Linked DNA regions of Homo sapiens: region 1 is linked to region 2. The links are chromatin contacts, found by Hi-C or POLR2A ChIA-PET in ENCODE. All regions are on one chromosome and are shown on one strand. Each heading gives the region's core, a stretch centred on a gene start or an enhancer-like site at or near the end of the contact. The rest is flanking DNA. Distances are from core to core; before and after follow the strand shown.

Region 1 (4,967 bases), core at 1,454-3,953, 350 kb before region 2:
AACCAGAAAAACTAGTTCAGGCCATGATGGGAAGAGGGAGTCAGACATGCTTCACCAAACCGTCCTCCCCTTTTGGAATTCAGGCTCACCTGACCAGCATTAACATCAACTCAACCTTAAGACTGATAGAACAGACGTTTTAAGTGTGATAAGAAACATTTACAATCTATTCTGTCTGCAGCCTGCCACCTGAGGCTTCATCTACATGATAAACCTTGGTGTCTACAATGCCTTATCACAACCCAGACATTCCTTCTGTTGATCCCAGGTCTTTAGATAATAACTCTTTCAACCAAATGCCAATCAAAAAGTCTCTGAATCTGCCTATGACCTGTGAGCGCCCCCGCTTCCAGTTGTCCTGCCATTCCAGACCGAACCAATACACATCTTACATGTATTGATTGATCTTCTTATGTCTCCCTAAAATGTAGAAAACCAAGTTGTAGCTCAACCACCTTGGGCACATGTTCTCAGGATCTCCTGAGGGTTGTGTCACAGGCCATTGGTCACTCATGTTTGGCTAGAATAAATCTCTTCAAATATTTTACAGAGTTTGACTCTTTTTGTTGACACACCTTTGGGCACCAGAAGAGAGAAATCACTGTTTCCTTGGACGGCCCTAAGATGTGATGATGTGAGTGAAGGATGCAGTTCACCCAACCCCATAAATGAATGGAGTCCTCTTGTAAGAGGGAATCAGCCCCAACCTACAGAGAAAAGAGAAGCTAAGTCTATGCAGGGGAGGGAGAAAGGGGGAAAGGAAGGAAGAAGAGATGGGGAGGGAGGAAGGGACAGTGGAAAAGAGGAAGGCAAGGGGAGGGAAAAGAGATCCTTGTCATTCGATTCACTAGCATCCCAAGGCTAATACCACATTCAAATTTTCACTCGCATGAGTCAAAAAAACTTCCCCATTTTACTTAAGCTTTGAGTTGGTTTCTGGCACTTTTAACTGAAAAGGTCTGAATAATAAAGTTCATCAATCCACTTGTAACCTAACTTCTAGAATTCAGGTTGTGCTGGGAAATTGCTAATTCAAAACTCAAGTGCCTACATCAGCGTGGGAAGGAGTCCTTTGGAGCTGTCTGAAATTTCAGGGCATTGTCCCCATTGGAAGCTTTGAACATTACACTTAGAAATGCTAATGAGAAAGAGAGAAAAGAGGGAGAGAGAGAAGGTTTAACCAATTTTCAAAAGCCAAAGTCAGTCTTTTTAGGAGAGAAAGGGGAAGAAAAAGGGATGGAAGACACTGGGAGTGTTTTTAGTGGCTGAGACAATGGAGGGTCTTCCTTACCAGGTAGTGAGGAATTTTTCCTACAAAAAAGACACGAGTGGCTTTTGTATTTGTAGACAGGACTAACCCTCCTGGGGGTGAGCTGATCAAGGTGAAATTATATAACCTATACAGTTAACTAAAGTGAATTCATCTCCATGCCCTCAGCAAGAAGAGTGAAAAAGAGGGCTGACATGGTGTTGGTTCTGCCCATCCTCACCTGCAAGGGGCATGTGAGAGCTGAAGTAATCAGATTTACTTCCTACCTCTCACGGTGCAAGCACCTCACTGTGCTAGTGGGCATTTGAAGGGATTTTCCAAATGCACCTTTAACTGTACACAATTTTCATCTTTGTAGAAATTTAGAACCCGACTCCCTAAATAACATGAGACATCACCATCACAGGCCTCATATTACAAGCCTGTACAGAGGGTGTGTGTGTGTGTATGTGTGTGTATGTGTATGTGTGTGCATATGTGTGTGTCTCAGAATATATCTGATGGTTATTTGAAGCTCAGTATTAATAAGCTATATAATAACTGGGTTCTATAGTATTTGAAATCAAAATCACTTTTAGATTCCTCTAGGCTCTTGTAAATGATAAGTACATCAAAATGCCTTGTGATGGCCTTCTGGGAAAAAATCCTCTCAGCCCAATTTACCAGGCAACTTTTATCCCATTGAATAAACTCGAGGCTCTAAGGCAGTGACTCTGCCATCAACAACATATATGAAAGCCTGCACTTTGTGGTTGGTCTGTTTTGTGTGAGGTGGGCACTTGCTGTTCTACTTGCCCAGTGGCACTTTTTAATTGGAATGATTTTTATTTGGTCTGATTTCCTGAAATAGAATACATCGCCTGCTTTAGAAACCCCAGATAGTCTATCAGCACAGACAGCAAATTGTCCTGGGGTTCTTGGCTTAGCTGTTTGTGGGGAGAAAGACTGCTGGGCAGGGTTTTGGCAGGGGGCAGTTGTAGCATATTCAAATCAGATATTGAAACAGTTTGTGTGTGTTTAGGAAGTAACCACAAATTTGACATGCCACCTCCACCCCAAACCCCAAACTGGTTCCATTCCAACAGGCAGTAGTCTCAAAGACTCTCTTAAATGGTTCATTTCTTCCTATTTACAACTCCCACAGTGAGCTGTTTTTTTAAGGGGAAATCAGTTTCTATGAACATCTAGGGCCCTGAGTGGGTCTTTGCTCTTTATTTGTCCTGCTTTGTTTAAACCAAAGAATACCTCAAGCCAGTAACCAGGCGAGCAGGGGCCTGTGACAGGCATGGTCACCTGAAATCCATTTATGCACAGGGATTGAAGGAGCAATCATATTCTAAATAAGGCTAATGAAGCTTTTTGTGAAAGCGCCAAAACCCACACACAAACGTCACCCTTGGCGTGTTCTCATTTCCACGGAGCAAAAGCAAAGGGGAGAAGGCTTACTGGGAAGCTGCCGCTGGCACATAGAATTAAGCAAAGGCTGTCCCATAGGTGTGCACAGCGGGCTTCTTTTCAGAGGGAGGATGAGGAGGAGGCAATGTGGTTCTTGCATACTAAGGGACTCAGTGTACTGCTCTAGGTGTGATTTTTCTTTTCTGTCACAATTGAGCCCAGTTTGAATTTCTCCCCTTACTTTCTTTTGGTTCACTCTTTTCCTTCATGGTAATCTTGCTGCTTAATGACCCTGGCCCCAGGCTTCCAAGGTAACTTGCCAAGAAGTTCAAGTTTACTTCTGAAGTCCATGGCTCTCACTTCCTCTTCCTTCGTCCCTCACCGCTTCTCACTTTTCTCCTCACACCTCCCGCACAACATCTGAAATATTCACTACCTCCAAGCGGCCCCGCTTTTGCAACCCACCCAAGCCTGTCATTTGTTTAAACGCTACTACTTATTTGGGTTTTGGCTCTGGGCCAGTCATCAGCAAACATTTTCTGAAAAGGGTTAGATAGTAAATAGTCTCAGCTTTTGAGCCACACTGTCTCTGTTGCAACCCTTCACTCTGTTATATCATGTAAATAGCCATCAACAATATGTAAATGAACAGGTAGGTGTGTCTGTGTTGCAATAAAACTTCATTTACAAAAAGAGGCAATAGGTTTGATTTGGCCTGATGGTCAAATGGAGTGAGTCCATGTGACATATGCAGGAAACTCACAAGGCTTTTAAGAATGGTATGTGCCCCAAAACACTGCCAGCTTGACCTGAAAGGGACAGAGAGAACAAAATGAAAGAAGGTTGTCAGATCACCAAAATTCTACAGACAGGAAACAGGTGGGTGAAACTACAGCTGCAAACAAGTATTACCCTTTATGAAGAAGGAAAGATGACTGTGAGAGCAGACCTTATAGGCTCTGAAGGCAGAGCTGAGAGCCATGCCTTGAAACCTAATGGAGTTTTTCTGGTTGGATTTAGAAAACATTTGGGACCAGGGACTCTTTTTTTTCTTTCCTTCTTCTCTCGTTTTGAATGGGAGTGCTGTTACCCTGGTGGAGTGTGTTTCATTTTGTATTTTGGGAGCAGATAATTTCTTTGCTAGCTTCATAGGTCCACAGATAGAGAGAAATTGTGCCACACACTGGACTATACCCAGAGCTTCACCCATGCCTATATTCGATGATTTATGTGATGAGAAATGAAACTTTTGACCTGATAAGACTTAGATGAGATTTTGGATTCAGGTTGATTGCTGTAATGGGTTGGGAGTTTTTAAGAATGGGTCAATGCAGTTGAGATAGACATAAAACTTTGGGAACAGACAGCATATTTTTGCAGGTTGAACAATGGCCTCCAGGCCAGCACGGTGGCTCACACCTGTAATCCCAACACTTTGGTAGGCTGAGGAAAGAGGATCACTCGAGCCCAGGAGTTCAAGACCAGCCTGGGCAATATAGTGAGATACTGTCTCTTTTTAAATTAAATAATAATAATAATAATGGCCCTCCAAAGATGTCCATATCCTAATCCCTGGAACCTGTGAATATATTACTTTCCACTGTAAAAGGAATTCTGCAGATGTGATTATGTTGAGGGTCTTGAGATGGGGAGGTTATCCTGGTGGGCCCAATGTAATCAGAAGAGTCCTTGTGAGAGATCAGCAGAAGCATCAGAATCAGAGAGAGAAGATGTAAGGATGGAAGCTGAGGTCAGAGAAAAGAGAAGATGCCACACTTCTGGCCTTGAAGCTGGAAGAAGGGACCACAAGCCAAGGAATGCCGGCAGTCTCTAGAAGTTGGACAAAGCAAGGAAGCAGATTTTCCCCTAGAGCCTCCAAAAGGAAGATAGGCTGACACCTTGATTTTAGCCCAGTATTTTTATTCCAGAACTATAGGATAATAAATTCACATTGTTTTAAGCCCACTGTGTTTGTCGTCTGCTGTGGGAAGTCAGGGACCCCAAATGGAGGGACCGGCTGAAGCTGTGGCAGAAGAACATAAATTGTGAAGATTTCACAGACATTTATCACTTCCCCAATCAATACTCTTATAATTTCCTATGCCTGTCTTTACTTTAATCTCTTAATCCCATCATCTTCGTAAACTGAAGATATATGTCACCTCAGGACCCTGTGATAATTGCATTAACTGCACAAATTGTTTGTAAAACATGTGTGTTTGAACAATATGAAATCTGGGCATCCTAAAAAAGAACAGGATAACAGTGATTTTCAGGGAACAAGGGAGATAACCATAAGATC
Region 2 (5,286 bases), core at 1,949-4,448:
CTCTCTTCTGCCACCCCAAGTCGTCTGTGTTGCGTGTCATGCAGTGGGACAGCACGTTGGTCCGGACCTCAAGCTACCCACGTTCTAGTCCCGCCTCTGTCATTTCCTAGAGCTGTGGCCTCGGGTAAGTCACCTCACCTCTCTGGGCCTCAGTTTCCTCATTTGTAAAGTGATGGGTTTGCTTAGATGATCGCTGAATCCCCTTTCTACCTTGAAATTCTAGTTCCTGCCATCCAGTTCCCAGATGAGGGAAATTTCCCCAATTTATTATCTTCTAAGAATGATTCTGAAGAGCAATAAAAATAATTAAGTCTCTTACATATTTCAAACAGGAAGGGAATGAAAGTTGTGACCATTGTTCCCTCCTTAGCCATTTTGTATAATCTCTTTTATTAATCTTAAGGTCATTTAAATTTTATCTATTCATATATACCACCTACTTCCAAAATAAATTTGAGGGGTTCAGTGTAAGGTGCATATATGCTATTAGGTCTTTAAAATAGAAATAGGAATAAATATAAAAATAGTGATGCTTCTTCATTGGCTAATATTGGTGCTGTGATTGAGCACCAAATGTAATTATGAGCAGCCTGGAAGCCAAAGCAAAAAGAGAGAAAGGTATATAATTGCTATTCAGTAAAGAAAAACTGCCAGACTGTTCCTAGTTCTAAATTCTGGAGGGAATTTTTTCATGTGGTACACAATCCTTTTACAGAAACTGCAGATAAAAATTCTTGACTAGCCCTTTTTTGCTGAGGATATTGTTAAAGGACATAAGGAAGGAGCTAAACTTGACAGTTTGACTAGCTTTAATCATTAGAAAGCAAAACTTCCTTTCTACCCATGCCTTGGAATTTTATACAGATATGTGTCACTTCGTAAATATAAATTTTCAGAATCAACCATTATTTATATATCAGCTATATATAAATTCATGTAACCACTTTGCAAAGCAATTTGGCAATATGTATCAAATTTTTAAATGCAGCCAACAATTCTTCTCCAAACTTATTCTGAGATTAGCTTGTGTAGATGAAGAAAGCCATAAATATAAAAATACTTATGGTAGCATTATTTATATAAGAAAATGTCTAGAAACCACATAAATGTTGGAGGCTAGTGAATTAAATTATATTACCTCTTTACAATGAATTACTTTGCAGCCCTTAAGATAAAGTAGATCTATATGTTTTGATATGGAAAAATCTTCAAGGATATAATGTTAAGTGAAATAAGAAGGTACAGCATTGGTATTAAATGCTTCCATTTTGGTTATAAAAAAGATATAGATTTATAACTTATGAATCTAGATATATGCTTGCATGTGCATACTTGCATTTTTCTGGAAGGAAACTGTTGCCAGTGGTTTCCTCTGGGAATGAAGATTGATAGTCTTGGGAGGGAGGGAGACCTACTATTCACAGCTTGTTTTTACGTTGTGGACTTGTTAGTGTTCTGTGTAGAGAGGTAGGAGAGTCTGGCAGTTGAAAGTCTAGACTCTGGAGTCTGAATACCTATGTTCAAATCCCAGCTGTCCCACTTACTAGCTCTGTGACCTTGGGGTTATCTTAATCTTATCTCTGTTCCTCATCTGTAAAATGGGTTAATAGTATCTTCCTCATTGGCTTATTGTAAGGATTAAATGAGTTATTACGGGTAAAGTGCTCAGAGCAGTTTAAACAATGCCATATACCACGCTTCTTGGAAAAATGAAAGGAGATATTAAGCAACAAGATAAATGCATCTAACCAAAAGCACCCTCCCCTGTTTTAGTGTTGGACAGATTTTATAAAATCTGTCATTGCTTCCAGCATTGTATGTTGTATAGAAGTTAAGTTTAAAGCAGCGGTCTTGTTTTTATTATTGTCACTTTATGTGACCTTGATTACCTTTTAGGGAGGGCATCTACTCTGGGATTCATGACAGTCTGCTATGATGCTGTTGATGCCCCTGAACTCATCTTGTTTTGTAGCTCTTCCATCCCAGCGAATGCTCAAGGCATGAACAGAACACATGCTAGGCCAGGTAGAAGGTCAATGAGGAGATGGCATCCCACGCCCTTCACTGTTCAAAGCCAGAGAGGAACTATCTAGAAATTCAAGTGTAAAGAGGATGTCCATGCTGGTTGTGACATGTGTGTTCACAGGCCTCATGCCTTTGCTTTTCTTTTGAAAAAGAAAGTGACAGAGACCTGGGGAGATGCTGTGTTAGGAGGGCCCCTCCTACTTTGGGCTCAGGAATCTCACCGCCTAAGGGACTTCCTGGGTGCTCAGAGGTACAGGAAGCAGAGCGCTCTGTGTTCACAGGTGCCCGCTTTCCTCCTCCCGACTCGCCGGTGCTTTAGGGCAGATCTGGATACTTTGGCTGATTTTGGGAAATGTTCTCTGAAGTTAGCCACACGTTAAGCCAGGCTTGAGGCCTTCACTGTGGTCACATGGTAGCTCCAGAGGTTGGGATGGGGGCTCTGGCCCCTTCAAATCAGCGGAGTTAGGAAGTATGCTCTCACCAAGAGGAATGCAAAGCCCACCTGCTCCAACCTCATGCCCCAGTCGGTGGTTCTCTTGTTCGTTCTTCTTTCTCGCCCTTTGTTCTGTACTCGCGGGCACTGGAGTCTCTTTATCCATTTGGCCATCGGTTCCCCTCTCCATTTATCTGTCACACCCAACTGTGCTTCCATCTGCCCTCCATCCCTCCTTCTCTCCTCCAGCCATCTGCCAGCCTTCACTCCATCCTTCTGACTGCTGGTATGTCTGTCCATCCCTCCTTCCCTCGCACCACGTGGGTCTGGGGCTCCATCCCCTGTCCCATCCATCCCTCCATCTGTCCCTAGCCTGCCGCTCCATCCCGCTGCCCTTTTGCATGGCTGCAGAGCCAGCCCGCAGACCGTTCCCCGGTCCCTCTCACCCCCGTGGGCCCTCTAGCCCGTCCCCGGCCGCCACTCCAGGCCAGGCCGTCAGTCTCCCACGCTGGGCCCGCGCCTGAGCGGGATCGGCCCCCCATCCCTCCGTGGGTCTGTCTTTGTTCGGCGGCCCCGGCCCGGCCGTGCCTCCCACGGCCCCTCCGCGCGGCTCCCAGGCCCTGAAGGCGGCGGGCGGCGGGCGGCGGGCGGCGGGCGGCTAGCCCGGGGCGGGGCGGGGCGCGCGGGGCGGGGCGGGGCGGGGGCCGGGGGTGACTCAGCCGCGCTCGCCCCGCGGTCCGCGCGTCCGCCGGCCTTGCAGGCGGGGCGGAGAAAATGGCGCTGCCCCCGGCCGCCGCGCCCCCCGCCGGGGCCCGGGAGCCGCCGGGGTCCCGCGCCGCCGCCGCTGCCGCCGCCCCCGAGCCGCCGCTCGGCCTGCAGCAGCTGTCGGCGCTGCAGCCTGAGCCGGGCGGGGTCCCGCTGCACTCGTCCTGGACCTTCTGGCTCGACAGGTGAGGGGGCGCGGGGCCCGCCGCGCACGGCCCCGACCCGGGTCCTGCCGCCACCGCCGCTTTGTCTCGGCGCGGCCCCTCGCCCCGGCCCCGCTCCGCTGTGGCACAGACCTCGGCCCCTCCGCGCGTCCGCCTGCGCACCCCGGGACTCGCCCCGCCGGGTCGGAAGCCAGCTTCGGGCCGCGCCGGGCGGCTGTTCGGCGTCCTCGCCTCCGGGCCGGGGGAGGACAGCGCAGCCCGAAAAGTTTCGGCAACACTTTCTACCCCTTGTTCCCTTCCGATCGGAACGCGGCGTGCTGGCAGGGCCGTGGGAGAGGGTAGGCGAGCTGGGGGTGGCCGCGTCCCTGCTGCAGGGAGAGGGCTGTCCTGCTTACCCCGCGGGGCGCCTGGGAGCTCAGGACACGACCTCAGCTGTGACAGCGCTCGGAAAAGTTGCCCATCCCTTGGGAGGTGTGCGGTGGTGCAATGATTATTGCACGGCGGGCGCTCCCACCCCGTGTCCGGCCGCTGCTGCCGTGGACTCCTCTTCCAGTTCTTCCTCATCCACTGGGCAGGTATTTCCTGAACACCTACAGTGGAGCCACACACCTGCTATGCGCTGGAGATTCAATAATGAGCAGCAGCTGACCTTGTCAGGAAGGGGGTGAATTATGGCTTTCTCAAGGGACAACCCAGGTGCCATCTTTTCAGAAAGACCCCCTGACTACCGTATCTAAAATAGAAACCTTGCTCCCTCGTTTTGTATTCTCCTGCCCTGCCTTCTTTTTCTTCCTAATGCTTAATGCAGCTGGATTTTATTATATATGAATTTGTTTACTTTCAGTCTGTCTCCCCAGCTCCTCAACACCTCCCCTCAGTTAAGGATAAAAGAGCAGTGGATTTTTGTTTTTGGACATTTTGGACCTAGAACTGTGCCTGGTCCCTAGTAAGAACACCAGAAATTGTTATGAATGAATAGATGGATGAATGCAAAGCCCCTTCTTAGTGTCTGCCCTGCAGTGGGTGCCCAATGATGACACCTCAAGGTTGTCCCAAGAGCATTTGGAAATTTTGATGAAACCGTGTCTATTCTGGCTAAGTGTTAGGAAGAAATGTGTGACAGTGTTCTGAGAAGTTTGCTTGGTACACACAAATCTGGTTTTAAAAGGCTTTGCATAAAATGACTGCAAGATTTTGTTTTAAAAAAGTGATATTCATTTTTTTTTTGGTTAAGACAAGCTCATTTCTTTTTTCCTTTTGGGTTCTTATAGCACCCGTCTATAAGAATTGTCACTTGCTGCCATTTTCTTTGCCGGAGACCCAAAAAAGTTGGGGGTGGGGGAGATGGAGTGAGTTTCGTTCTTTCAAAACATTTTCACTTTCATTATGGGATGCTAAGAGAGCATTATACTGTCATAACAAGCGTGCTTTTGGCAGACCTTAGCAGAATGAAATCGTGTCTGTTTTCATAGGTGTGCTGCAACTGTGCTATTGTTACCTGGTATCTGTTTTCAAGGTGTTAAACCTGGACCTGTGGTCTAAATTGTGAATACTGCTGACTGGTGGAAACAGTATCAAGAGAGTTTCTTTTTAAACAGGTCTAAAATTAGTTTACATGTAGGAACAACACTTTTAAGGACTGGTCTAAAATGTCAATACTACAGATAACACAATCTTTTAAGACTAGTAGCTTAAGATTATAGTAACTTTAATGAAGACAAAAACTATATCTATACTATTGATTTACACATTTTTGTTCTCTAAAGGTCGATCATCAAATGAAATACATTATTGCCACAGTGTCCAGATCTTTAATAGAAATGGCTGTATTAATTTAGAAATTATAATGAGTTCCAATATTGTACATATGAATTCATTTTGCCCGATCAAACAACTCAT

Evidence for each region. A loop is a pair of places that touch in the nucleus more often than their neighbours do. ChIA-PET counts read pairs that join two places held with the same protein, here RNA polymerase II (POLR2A). Pooled maps may share reads with other maps.
Region 1: a loop to region 2 is called in a pooled map, with 3 times the contacts of the local background. The contact joins the enhancer-like site here to the promoter of EIF4E3 in region 2. A Hi-C loop is called at or near these places in 4 of 37 single-sample maps with no recorded cell type and 5 of 50 pooled maps. POLR2A ChIA-PET finds 5 or more read pairs at or near these places in 1 of 52 experiments (activated T-cell).

The regions. Positions count from the first base shown.
Region 1 is chr3:72,076,232-72,081,198 of GRCh38, reverse strand. The region is part of intron 2 of LINC00877 (long intergenic non-protein coding RNA 877); the gene reads left to right. Among named protein-coding and RNA genes, the nearest start is that of LINC00877, 22 kb to the left of the region's middle. RefSeq lists enhancers at 2,541-2,590, 2,711-2,840, 2,911-3,000. Within about 2 kb of position 2,703, at least 3 of the 41 ENCODE cell types and tissues checked have a DNase peak (open chromatin) inside an H3K27ac peak, as active enhancers do.
Region 2 is chr3:71,723,314-71,728,599 of GRCh38, reverse strand. It overlaps EIF4E3 (eukaryotic translation initiation factor 4E family member 3), which reads left to right and starts at 3,198. Exons shown (of 7, transcript NM_001134651.2): 1 at 3,198-3,408. The coding sequence starts at 3,233. RefSeq lists silencers at 3,474-3,543, 3,674-3,793.